Regions from separate parts of the Homo sapiens genome. Here all the other regions are linked to region 1. A link is a contact called in ENCODE Hi-C or POLR2A ChIA-PET data. All regions are on one chromosome and are shown on one strand. The core of a region is the stretch at or near the end of the contact, and the rest is flanking DNA. Distances in the headings are between cores, read along the strand shown.

Evidence for each region. A loop is a pair of places that touch in the nucleus more often than their neighbours do. ChIA-PET counts read pairs that join two places held with the same protein, here RNA polymerase II (POLR2A). Pooled maps may share reads with other maps.
Region 2: a loop to region 1 is called in a map of CD8-positive, alpha-beta T cell, with 27 times the contacts of the local background. The contact joins the promoter of RPL5 here to the promoter of ABCD3 in region 1. A Hi-C loop is called at or near these places in 3 of 168 maps with a recorded cell type or tissue (CD8-positive, alpha-beta T cell and naive thymus-derived CD4-positive, alpha-beta T cell) and 9 of 50 pooled maps.
Region 3: a loop to region 1 is called in a map of OCI-LY7, with 8 times the contacts of the local background. The contact joins the promoter of DIPK1A here to the promoter of ABCD3 in region 1. A Hi-C loop is called at or near these places in 3 of 168 maps with a recorded cell type or tissue (CD4-positive, alpha-beta T cell, OCI-LY7 and naive thymus-derived CD4-positive, alpha-beta T cell) and 10 of 50 pooled maps. POLR2A ChIA-PET finds 5 or more read pairs at or near these places in 1 of 52 experiments (CD8-positive, alpha-beta memory T cell).
Region 4: a pooled map shows a loop between it and region 1 (13-fold over the local background). The contact joins the promoter of EVI5 here to the promoter of ABCD3 in region 1. A Hi-C loop is called at or near these places in 1 of 37 single-sample maps with no recorded cell type and 7 of 50 pooled maps. POLR2A ChIA-PET finds 5 or more read pairs at or near these places in 1 of 52 experiments (T-cell).

What each region holds. Positions count from the first base shown.
Region 1 is chr1:94,417,027-94,419,726 of GRCh38, reverse strand. ABCD3 (ATP binding cassette subfamily D member 3) reads right to left here and starts at 1,338. Exons shown (of 23, transcript NM_002858.4): 1 at 1,139-1,338. The coding sequence starts at 1,248. RefSeq lists enhancers at 747-886, 1,358-2,149 and a silencer at 1,217-1,596.
Region 2 is chr1:92,830,590-92,833,289 of GRCh38, reverse strand. It overlaps RPL5 (ribosomal protein L5), which reads right to left and starts at 1,250. Exons shown (of 8, transcript NM_000969.5): 1 at 1,173-1,250. The coding sequence starts at 1,175. It also overlaps a transcript of DIPK1A not described here. RefSeq lists enhancers at 172-809, 962-1,281, 810-1,448, 1,452-1,501.
Region 3 is chr1:92,960,151-92,962,850 of GRCh38, reverse strand. It overlaps DIPK1A (divergent protein kinase domain 1A), which reads left to right and starts at 1,389. Exons shown (of 5, transcript NM_001006605.5): 1 at 1,389-1,475. The coding sequence starts at 1,422. RefSeq lists silencers at 1,029-1,108, 1,269-1,828.
Region 4 is chr1:92,783,801-92,786,500 of GRCh38, reverse strand. It overlaps EVI5 (ecotropic viral integration site 5), which reads left to right and starts at 1,393. Exons shown (of 20, transcript NM_001350197.2): 1 at 1,393-1,665. RefSeq lists an enhancer at 993-1,272 and a silencer at 1,543-1,812.

The DNA.
Region 1 (2,700 bases), core at 89-2,588:
AGAAAGAACTTAATGGAAAGGGTACTATAAACTAGAAGTCTATTTGTGTTTTAGCCCAAATTTTACTACTAATTAGATATTGTAGGCAAATCAAACACGGGAGGCAACAGTACCTGCTCAGAGGAATGAATGAAATAAAATTCATGAAAGTAGTATGTCAAGATTTAATACGAAATATTCAATGACTGGCAAGAACGCTTGGGAAGTAGCCTTTTCTCTTTCACTTGTCCAGCAAATAAAAATTGCATGTATGTGACATACATACCTGTATGTCGCAACCGTAATTCAGCTCTCTCTTTTTTACTTTTTCTGAACTGATAACCTCCCAAAGTTAAATCTAAGCACTGAAATTCTCCCGCGGTGGAAGCAGTGGCGTGTCATTAAAAAGGAGCTTGATCCTCACCTAAACCACACTCTCATCTTTCACCTACAGAGCCCAGGAAGGAAAACATTTCCCTCTAAGTCCGACAGAACCGATCCAGCCTTTCCGGATGAAATGCCACCGACCAAATGTTCACCGACCAAAGGGTTCACCGACTCCAAGGGCTCACCACTTTAGACGGCAATCCTGCCAAGTGGACCGGGAATAGTTTCATAGAAGCCACCCTCGCGACTTTCAATAGCAGTTAGTCGGGAATCGAGCCAAACCTCGTCCAAGTGACTTAGACACCAGCCTCCAGCCTGGCGAATCCAATCCCCATCCTCAATCACACATCCACGTCCCCAAAACAAATCCTTCACGGTCTGAAGATGAGATGGCAAAACCAGAACACACCCAGAAAGTTGACACAGAAGGGGGTGATGTAGGGAAGGGGGTGGGGGACACACCGCATCCCCCTCCCACCCCCAACTGGAGGCCGCTGCCTGAGTGCTGGCTGGGCGCCGGTTCGCCCGCGGGCACAGAAGAATTCGCACTCCCGGGGTGGAGCGAGGTCGCCGGACAGGCCAGCTGGGACCGACGCCGTCGTGGCGGGGACTCGCGGACACCCTGACATTGAAGTCCCACGGCAGTCGCGGTCGGCCCTCTCTCCGCCCGACCCCGTCGGGCAAAGAGACCTGTCGGCCGGGTGGGGAGAGAGAGCGCGCGGGGAGCGCCCGCTCCAGCCCGGGAAAGCTGCACGGCTACGGGCCTTCTTACCCGTGCAGGCCGAGGGCGCGGCGCCGCTTGTGGAGCAGGCAGAGCAGCAGGAACGCGGCACCAGCCAGCGAGGAGTTTCGCGCCGTCAAGTACTTGCTGAAGGCCGCCATGGCACTGCCGGTACCAGCGAGCCGGCGAGGGGACGCGGCGGCGGCGGCGGCGGCGGCTACCTTACTGCACGCAGCGCGGGGGAGACTGGGAGGAGAGCAGAGGGCGGGGCCGGCCGCGCAGGACCGCCCCCTGGCTCGCGCCGCCGCGCCGCCCGCGCTCTGGAGCCCACTTTGTACTTTGGCCCGGCGGGAGCGCGCTCGGCAGCCTCCGTGGGCGGAACAGTTCCCGGGACGCGCTCTGCGCACGCGCGGACTCCTTCAGGGTCTCCGGAAACGCGGCGCGGAGGAGCTGTTGCTACTCAGCCCTGCGAGGCGTCAGTGCTGCCCCTGCCTCACCCCTACCCTCCCACTCTTCGCGCGCACACCCCGGCTTTCACAATAACTGGATGAGCGGGCCTGGCCTGCAGCGACGACCTAGTGGGCCCTGCCTCTCCACTCCCGCGGTGATGTACCGTTACCACCCTCTTAAAGGAGCCCAGGAAGGAGGCGGACGGCCCCGTCACAGAGCGTGTAGGGAAAACACAGCACAGTGATTATCAGGACGAAACCAAACAATCGGAACTCCGCAGAGGTGTAGGGAGATGTGAGGAGAATGACACAGATCAAAGAGCTTTTTCCAAGCCAGTATTTTCCAAACCGCGGGTTATAATCTCTAGCGCATTGTGAAATTGGTTTGGTAGATCGGGATCATCACCCTCCGTTTTTAATAAAATTGAGAATAGAACAAAATAGAAAAGTTTCACAGTACATCACGTAGTAAAGGAGTTGTTTAGAGAAATTTCGATTTCAGTGTTTTGCACGTATGTATCGCCAGCGGCGATGTAAAATGTATGCAGATCTGGTCAGAAAAAAGTTTGAGAAACACTGTTCTTTGCAAAGGGACATTCAGAAGTAACAATCGTGCGTTGTATTAATGCTGGCCTCACTCCCAGAATCAGAAGGGCTTTGCAGATTACAACATTCTTCTCCTGTCTGACCCTATGTTGCAGGAATTGTTATCGCCAGCATTGAGCCTAGCATATATACAGTAACAGTGAATCGCTGTTTTCAGCTGAGGAAACTGGAGAAAAGCAAGTGTGTCAGAAAATAAGCTCATAAAACCTCGCATAATGCACATACATATTAAAGTAGCCTACAAAGTAGTGGTGCTGTGCCCTAGGTGTTTTCTCAATATAAATGAGCTGTTGCCTAATACAGGTTATGAGGATCACAAAGACGAGGTACAATAATGGCATGCGTATAGAGGTGCTCAACAGTGAATTCTAAATTATGCAGAACTGAAGCTCCTACTAATTCACTATTTGTCATGTGGACATTTTCATTACCTGGAGGGACAAAAGGTTTTGGCCCTCTGAAAGTTAACTGAAAACCGCTGACATAAGGCAGATTAATAGAAGAAAAAATTAATAGGAGAAAAGGCATACAAATTTAATGTGTATACATGGGAGCGTT
Region 2 (2,700 bases), core at 1-2,500, 1.6 Mb after region 1:
GTAAACAGACAACTGTCACTTGTAGAATCCCAGGTTTCACAAGCAACTAGGGTCAAGAATCTTTTTCCTCTACCTTCCATGTCACAGACTAGTAGTTTCATAAAACAATAAAAATGAATCCTTAGAGAAATATGGAATAAAAGAAACATACAAAATGCAGGCCCCAATTTATTACATTTAACAGGTATAAAATTATTGTTATATTGCTTTCAAAAGGTTTTAAACGCTTTCAATTTCCATATTTGTTTCTTCAAGGACCAGCACCGGTAATTGTGCCAAACTTTTGCGAAGCACTGCTCCAGACAGCAATCAGTGATGCCAAACGTCGGTTTGTTCGGAACACGCTATGTCCCACTTCGAAAACCTAGCCTCAAATAACAACTACGTACCTCTCTCGCTTCCCATGTTATGTTTTTCAAAAGCCTAAATTACCTGCCACAAAGCTTAACTGGGCAAGAGCACATTCAGCAGTAATTCCCCCACTAAAACAGCACTGTTCCCCATCAGCTAAAGCAACATTTCATCCCACCCTTGGGGCCCTACCCCAATAATTAAAAACTCATCCGGCGACGGACTCTAGAGGAAGAGGCAGGAGGCACGTATTCCATGTTAAAGGAGCTTCCGGGGCCCAGGGACCCCTCGGCCTCCAAGCTCCACTGACAATTTTGGCTTAAAAGCCACTTGCTCAGCCCACGGGCACAAGCTTCCTAAATCTAAGACTTGCCGGCTCCGACATTCTCCTGGAAAACCCACGAAGTACTCGGTACTCGGAGGTCGAGTGGGACCCGAGGACCTGCAGCCCCCCTCCATTCTGGCGTTCCCCAGCTAGGCTGAGGTCGACTGCTTGCGACCTCTCACGCCCGGCCGCTTGCCAGCGCCCCCTCACACTAGACGGCAGTATCCGCACTCAGGCTGTCTACTAAACTCACCCTTCTCCCCAATCCGCCGTCCAAGCTCACGCAACCCTTCTTCGCCAACCCCTCCCCCCAAGTTCGCGCACCGGGCGGCAGCCATTTAAGGCCACGCTGGGAACTGCACCTCGACCAAGTCAGAGCTAGCAATCTAACGCCATCCGGCCCCTGCGACGCGCGAGACGGGCCCTAGGCTGGCATACGGGCAAGAAAAGGGAACCTCCATGCATCTAAAGCCCCGAGACCGAGGCATCCACTCACCATCCTGCGGAACAGAGACCGGCGTCCGCTGCTCGACAGAGACCTGCAGGCCCAGCGGCGCTAGGGGGTGGGAAAAGGGCCACAGCCCTTGCGCAGGCGCAGTATGTAGCGCGGACGGTCACGCCAGTGACGTGTGAAAGAGAGAGGGCGTCGGCCACAAGGCGTTTTACGTTCCGCCCCCTGCTGGAAGGAGGGTGAATGCCTGCCCAAGCTCTCCAGGTTCCAATGCTCGGGGTATCTCACAGGATCCGTGCGGTGAGGAGGAGCAGGGAGGATTACTGGAGCCTTTCGCTTTCTTTGCTACAGCGTTTTGTTTTGTTTTGTTTTGTTTTGTTTTGTTTTGTTTTGTTTTGTTTTGTTCATAACGCATTTTGCTTTTCTAAGCAGGAAAAAAAAAAAAAATTAAATAGGACAAGTTTGCTTGGGAGCCCTCTTGCCTTCTCTGGGCTACTCATTCTGGTCCAAGAGCATATGGACCCACCCTCCCATCTCACCCCCAGGAAGCCTTCCCTGAGAGCCCCAAGCCTGGGATAGGGGCCACTCCTCTGCCTTCCTACAGCAGCTTTCTACTGGCTTCAGCCCACCACAGACTGTCAACTTTTCGAGGTGGGCCCTGATGTCCACCTCTGACTCTCCAGCACCTAGCAGGGTATCAGCTGCTCACCGTTAGAGCTGGGAGAAGGGACGGCCAACCAGGATGACAGGGTTAAGTGACTCCAAAACACTGCCACTAGAATAAATCAGGATTAGGATGCCAATTACTTCTGATTCCAACTTGTAATTCCTTATATAATAGGAAAAATAAACAGAGTTCGCTATGGCCGATGTCAACAGAGCTCTAGAGGAGAAAACTTAAAACACTTTTCACAGGAAGTGTGATTCTACTTTTGTGGAGCCACCTTTGAAAGGGTAAAGAAAGAGGTATTCAATTCGTATTTATAGAAAATATTTAAAAACCTTCATTTTGGTGGATTATCAAGTTATTAGCCTACCAAAGGTGCTCCATGTCTTGGTCAGGCCCTGCTTACACTGGAGGCAAAAGCATCAGGAAGGAAAGTCTGCCTGGAAACAGGCCGACTCCTAACTTCTGCATGTTTTAGGGCAAGGGTTCATAGGAAGACCCACATACTATTCATCTGAATATTTAGAAGTTGTGGGCCGGGCACGGTAGCTCAGGCCAGGTGCGGTGGGTCACGCCTGTAATCCCAGCGCTTTGGGAGGCCGAGGCAGGCGGATCGCGAGGTCAAGAGATCGAGACCATCCTGGACAACATGGTGAAACCCCATCTCTGCTAAAAATACAAAAACCAGCCGGGCATGGTGGCACGCACCTGTAGTCCCAGCTACTCGGGAGACTGAGACAGGAGAATCGCTTGAACCCAGGAGGCAGAGGTTGCAGTGAGCCGAGATCACACCACTGCACTCCAGCCTGGCGACAGTGAGACTCCGTCTCAAAAAAAAAAAAAAAGAAAGAAGTCATGAAGCAGGCTGGATGTGCTGGCTCAGGCCTGTAATCCCAGCATTTTGGG
Region 3 (2,700 bases), core at 140-2,639, 1.5 Mb after region 1:
CCCAGGAGTTTGAGTCCAGCCTAGGCAACATGGTAAGACCCCTCTCAAAAACAGAAAGAACAACCACCACAACAAAAATCACCTAGGTTTAAAACCTGTGTCTGTGTGTGGGTTGAGGGAAGGGGCAGACATGAAGGTATCTCTTCAGAACAAGGCACCTGAACAAGGCTTATGCAAAAACCAAGTGAGAATGAGTAATGGTTTGCTTCTGGGGAAACCCCTTCTCAGAGCAACAGGCCGGAATGAGCTCTAACGGGCCACCTAAACTTTGTTAGCATCACGCTTAAACGTGGTAGGTGGGGTAAAAAGCAGCCAAAAAAAAAAAAAAAAAAAAAAAAGCTGCTTCTTCCATTACAAGTCACTTGGATCAACAGCTGTTCTCCCACTAGGGTGGCTCTTTTTTCCCTTATTTGGAACTCATTGTCAAAAGAAAGACACCACACCCTGTGTTATGTAGCCTTAACCAAGCAGCAGGCCACGTCCCAGGCTCCCTGCCTTCAGGACTGTATTTAATTCGGTGTTTTTGTTTTTGTTTTCTTTTGAAATCAGTGTTCCTGGACGGGGCCAGGAAAACTCTGAAGCTGTCTTAAAAACAATATAAACCAAAAAAGTCGGAATTTTTTAAAAGTACATTTTTAAAAAAAGTTGTAGGCCGTTAGAGGCGAACTGGAGCGTGGTAAGGGGGGCACCGAGTTCAGCAGTGGGGCGCCCTGTCCGCGTTCGAAGCTGAGCCCAGTCCTGGGGGGATGCCCCGGTCTGCGTCTCCAGCTGCGGCAGACACCCCCTTCCCCCGACCGCCACCAAGGGCGAGGGAGGACGAGCCAGTCCCCAGGGAAGGAGCCCCAAGCTTCCCTTGAATTTCCAAACAACCCGTCCAGACACGTCCTGACTCCAGGAGAAGAGTCCATGGGGAGCGTCGGTGCTGCCGGGGCGGGTGGCGGGACGCGCAGCTGGGCGCAGCGCGGGGAGCCGGAAGCCGGAGCAGACTGCGAGGCCAGCGCGGTCCGGGGGTCGCCGCATCAGCCAGCGAGAAGCACGCCCCAATCCGCGCCGAGCGTGCGACACCCCCGCTGCCGCGGCGCCCCCTCCCGCCTCCGCGCGCCTCCCCTTTAAGCTCCAGGCGCAGTCGATTTGTGTCGGCGGAGGCGAGGTGCGACTCCCCTTTATGGCGGAGTCGGCAGCAGCCTCTCTGACAGCCGCGGCGGCCGGCGGGCGAACAGGGCAGGAGGCTGGGCCTCTGGCCTCTCGCCGCCTTCACTGCAGCCGGGCCGAGGGGAGCGCGGCGCGCGCCGCGGCGGGGGCGGGGGAGTGGGCGGGCCCGGCCGGGCAGGGGGCGGGGAGGCGGGGGGAGGCGGGGAGCCCGGCCGCCAGCGCTCGGGTCCGCCTCTGACTGCAGCGCGGCGGGGCGATGTGTGATTACCATGGCGAGGAGTCTCTGTCCGGGGGCCTGGCTAAGGAAACCCTATTACCTCCAGGTAGGCCGGCGGCCGCCCAGCCACCAGCTGCGGGAGCACCCGGCCGTGTGCCCTGCCGCGCCGCGCAGGACTCGCCCGCTCCCCTCCTCCCTCCCTGGGTCTGTGCCCGCCCGAACCCCGCTGCCCCCTGCCGTCCGGCACCTGGCGGCGCGCCCTCCCCAGCCCCCTCAGCGGCTCTGCCGACGCCCCCCACCGCGGCCCTCGCGGCTCCCGCGCCGCGGCCAGCCGGGCTCCAGGGCCCGAGTCGTCCCGCCCGGGTACGCCCTCGCATCCTGAGAGCCCCGAGACGTGACCTGGGTACGACCCCGCGCTCCGGGCATTGCCCGCAGCCCTGCGCCGCTCCAGGCGGAGCTCGACGGGCCGCCTTCTCCCTGGTGTTTTCGGGGCTTTCCCCCCTCCCCCGTGGGCCCCCGCAGGTCGGTTGCCCTTGACTCAGTGTCTTGGGTCTTAAGTCGGTGGTAGGAAAGGTGGTGTAGCATTCCTCCGTGTCTTAGAAAATTATGACAATTTGTCACACCAGTGTTTCCCCAGGCTCCAAAAAGCAGCGTGTGCCTCGTGCCGAGCCCCTTGGTTGGGTCGTTCCATCACACCCAAGATTTAAATGGGAGGTGGAGACCGATAAGCCTGAACCAGGCGGATGGGTGTTTGCTTTTTAAAGGAAAGGGGCTAGTGGCTGGTCTGTGGATCCCAAATACCCTAGTAATGCAAACGTAATTCTCAGTCATGTCGTGTGTACGGTTCGCGTGTTAATTTTTCATGATTTCCCGTTCCACCCTCTGTTCCGCTGCCAGTCTGTGCCTTGGAACCCTACTACTGCCTAAGTGTACTGTTTGGTCACCAGGGGGACCTAGTAGACACCGCGAGTAGCTGAGCGCAAATCCATCACTCCGATGGAAAAACAACTACAAATCAATGCCTTGCGTGGGTCAGCAGTGTTAGCCAACGCTGCATTCAGAGGACAGTATTCCTTTACCGCTTACATTAAAAGGCCAAGAGGTAGATGATTTGGGGTCAGCTGGTGCTTTTATAAATTATGAAAAAAGTTGAGAAGGTAACCATCATGAGGCAAGTAAATCTTACATTTTTGTTTGAAAATTGTATGTGTAAGTCATTACCCTGAAATGAGTGACGTATTGCAAATTGGAAGCATGATTTGACAACCCATGATATTAAGCGTGTACGAATAAAACTGAGTCTTTGTAGCAAGCACCACCAATAGTAATTG
Region 4 (2,700 bases), core at 144-2,643, 1.6 Mb after region 1:
GCTGACGGATGGAATATAAGAGGGGAGAGGTACATTATCAAGGATGTAGCTTAGTTTTCTTATACAAGGATTGAGTTGCAATAAAATTGTTAATTGAAATTTCTTTAAATAATGGCACAACCTAAAGTTATGCAAACATATGCCTCAGATAAAAGTTCAAGTTTTCAAAGTTTTTAGCTGGGTGGAGGGCATGGCTTTACTTCCTATTTCTTGGTATTTCCTAATCTTGTTGAAAAAAAAGTAAGGTTTTTTTTTTTTTTTTTTTCTGAAATGCTTAGTTCAGTGGAAACCCATCTGCGAATTCTGTCTTATAAATTTAAATTTAAAAATAGGGATACTAATTTCTAGACAAATAATTCCGGAGTTTCTTGTGCTGCTAATTATTATAATTTTTGTCCCTTTTTTTTTTTGAGACAGAGTATCGTTCTGTCGCCCAGGCTGGAGTGCAGTGGCGCGATCTTGGCTCACTGCAACCTCCACCTCCGTGGTTCAAGCAATTCCCCTGCCTCAGCCTCCAGAGTAGCTTGGCTGGGAGTACAGGCGCACGCCACGACGCCGGGCTATTTTTTTTTTTTGTATTTTTAGTAGAGACGGGGTTTCACCATGTTGGCCAGATTGGTCTCCAACTCCTGACCTCAGGCAATCCGCCCGCCTCGGCCTCCCAAAGTGTTGGGATTACAGGTGTGAGCCACCGCGCCCGGCTGTCACTTCTAAACATATAATGAAAGTAATCTGTATTGCCTTTTTACTTTTTCTTGCCTGCTTTTCCTGGACCAGAAATTAATAGGCTGTTTCCGTCCCAAACAAAGTACTTTCCTTCTAAGAATGTCTTCGTTGACGCTGGAGGGCTGCCCGGCTGAATCTTACGTATTCGTGCCCATGTTCTGCCCCCTGCAGTAGTCTGCATAAACCCAATGCGAAGACACGTGTAAGAGTACATTACAATTACAAGTGTCATTTACGCGTTGATTATTGTTTTTGCGAGTGCCCTAAGGCCACCTCTGGGGGAGCTCGGGGCTGCCTTCCGAAGCATGCGCGTCAGCACCGCGTGCCAGGGCCCTGAAAGTCAGGCTCCGCGTCGGTGCGGCAGCGCGAGGCCTGCAGTCCTAAGCTCGGGGTCGCTTCGGGCCCCCGAGGGGGTGTGTCTTCTACCGTTTTAACATGGAAGGGGCGGTTCCAGTGGCCGGGGAAGTCGGCGACTTGCAGGACTGAAGGCTGGTGCTTTGAAAGAGAGGCGGAGGGCGAGAGCGATTTCCCCGCCTCCTCTGCACTCCGTCCAATCCCTTCGCCTTCTCCTTTTCTCGGCCGGCCCGCCCGGCCCCTAACCTGCTCCAACCCATTCTGCGGTAGAGGCTGCCGGGTCTCTTTAAGGCCCTCCCGCGCCTGCGCCTTGGGCTCTCCTGACGCGGCCGGGCCGGACCCCGGAGGAACCAGCTGGCCAGCTGGCAAGGGGCTGGCTGCAGTTCCGACAGCGGCGGTGCCGGGAGGGGTAGGTGAGGGTCGCGAGGCGGCCCTGAGCTTCTGAGTGAGCGTGGTGCTTTTGGGAACTCGGGACGGGCGACCCGTGGAGCCAGGAGCGGGGCCGAGGCGCTGAGACGCGGCGGCGCGGCTGCCGGCTGGATGGGAAGTTAATGTTTACGGCGAAGTCTACTCAACGTTTCCAAGGTGAGGGGCGCTGCGCCAGGCCGGGCGGGCCGGGAGGCCGGGCGGGCGGTGAGTCCGTGTTCCGCTGGCGCACAGCTGGGCCGAGGCGCGGCGGGCGGGGGCCGCCGCAAGTTTTGCTGTGGGAGCGGGGCGGGCGCGCCTGGCCCCGCCAGGGCCTAAGTTCCCTGCACTCGCTTCCTCGCCTGTCGCCGCCGCCGCCGCCCGCAGCCCTCCTTCTCGTGGGCGCTGGGGAAGAAACTCGTCGGCGGGTCTAACTGTGGCGTCCCAGGGCGGTGGAGGGACGGAGCAGCTTCGGGGGCACGTCCTCGTAAATCCCGTGGAGGACACTGACCCTGCACCCCACCCTCGAGGCCAGAAGTCGGTTCCCTTTGGGGACCTGAGGGGCGAGAGCACTCGCCCCCCTGACTTGCAAAGTTGGCGTCTTTACTTGGCCTCCGGGATTCTGCGCATGGCGTGTCTCCAGGCTGCTGATGGGCAAGACAGATGTGCCAGGTCCAGAATGAACTTGAGAAGAGTTTGTAGCCATTCCTGAATCACCTTATGACTAGTGGGGCAAGCCTCAAATTAACCTCAGGATTTCCGGTAGGTTGGATTGTGGTGTTGGTGTTTCCACTCAAAAGAGTTGCTGTGATTTCCCTGTGTCTGTCTGTCTGTCTGTCTTTGGGGCTTCTTAGATCATCTCATTTGGCATCCTTTCACCCAAGAGTTAAACCAAGCCTTTTGGAATGGTTTCCTCGCTTTCCTCCTATCTATTGCTGGTAGAGCTGCTTTCGAAAAGAAGTATTTTCTTGAAGTGGTATCTTTTCTTTGGGTTACAGTGTTGAATAATAAACTCCTTTCTTTGCCGAAAGAATGAATTCCAGTGCTTACTGAAGTTAAAGAAAAGTGATCTGCTGGTAGTTTTTAATCTTTGTTCTGAGCTGATGTAAGTAACTTTTTTTGTTTTAAAATTTTGTTAGTAGAATTTCACCAGTGTACCAGAAGCTCTTTTTCTTTTTCTTTTCTTTTCTTTTTTTTTTTTTTTTTTGACAGGGA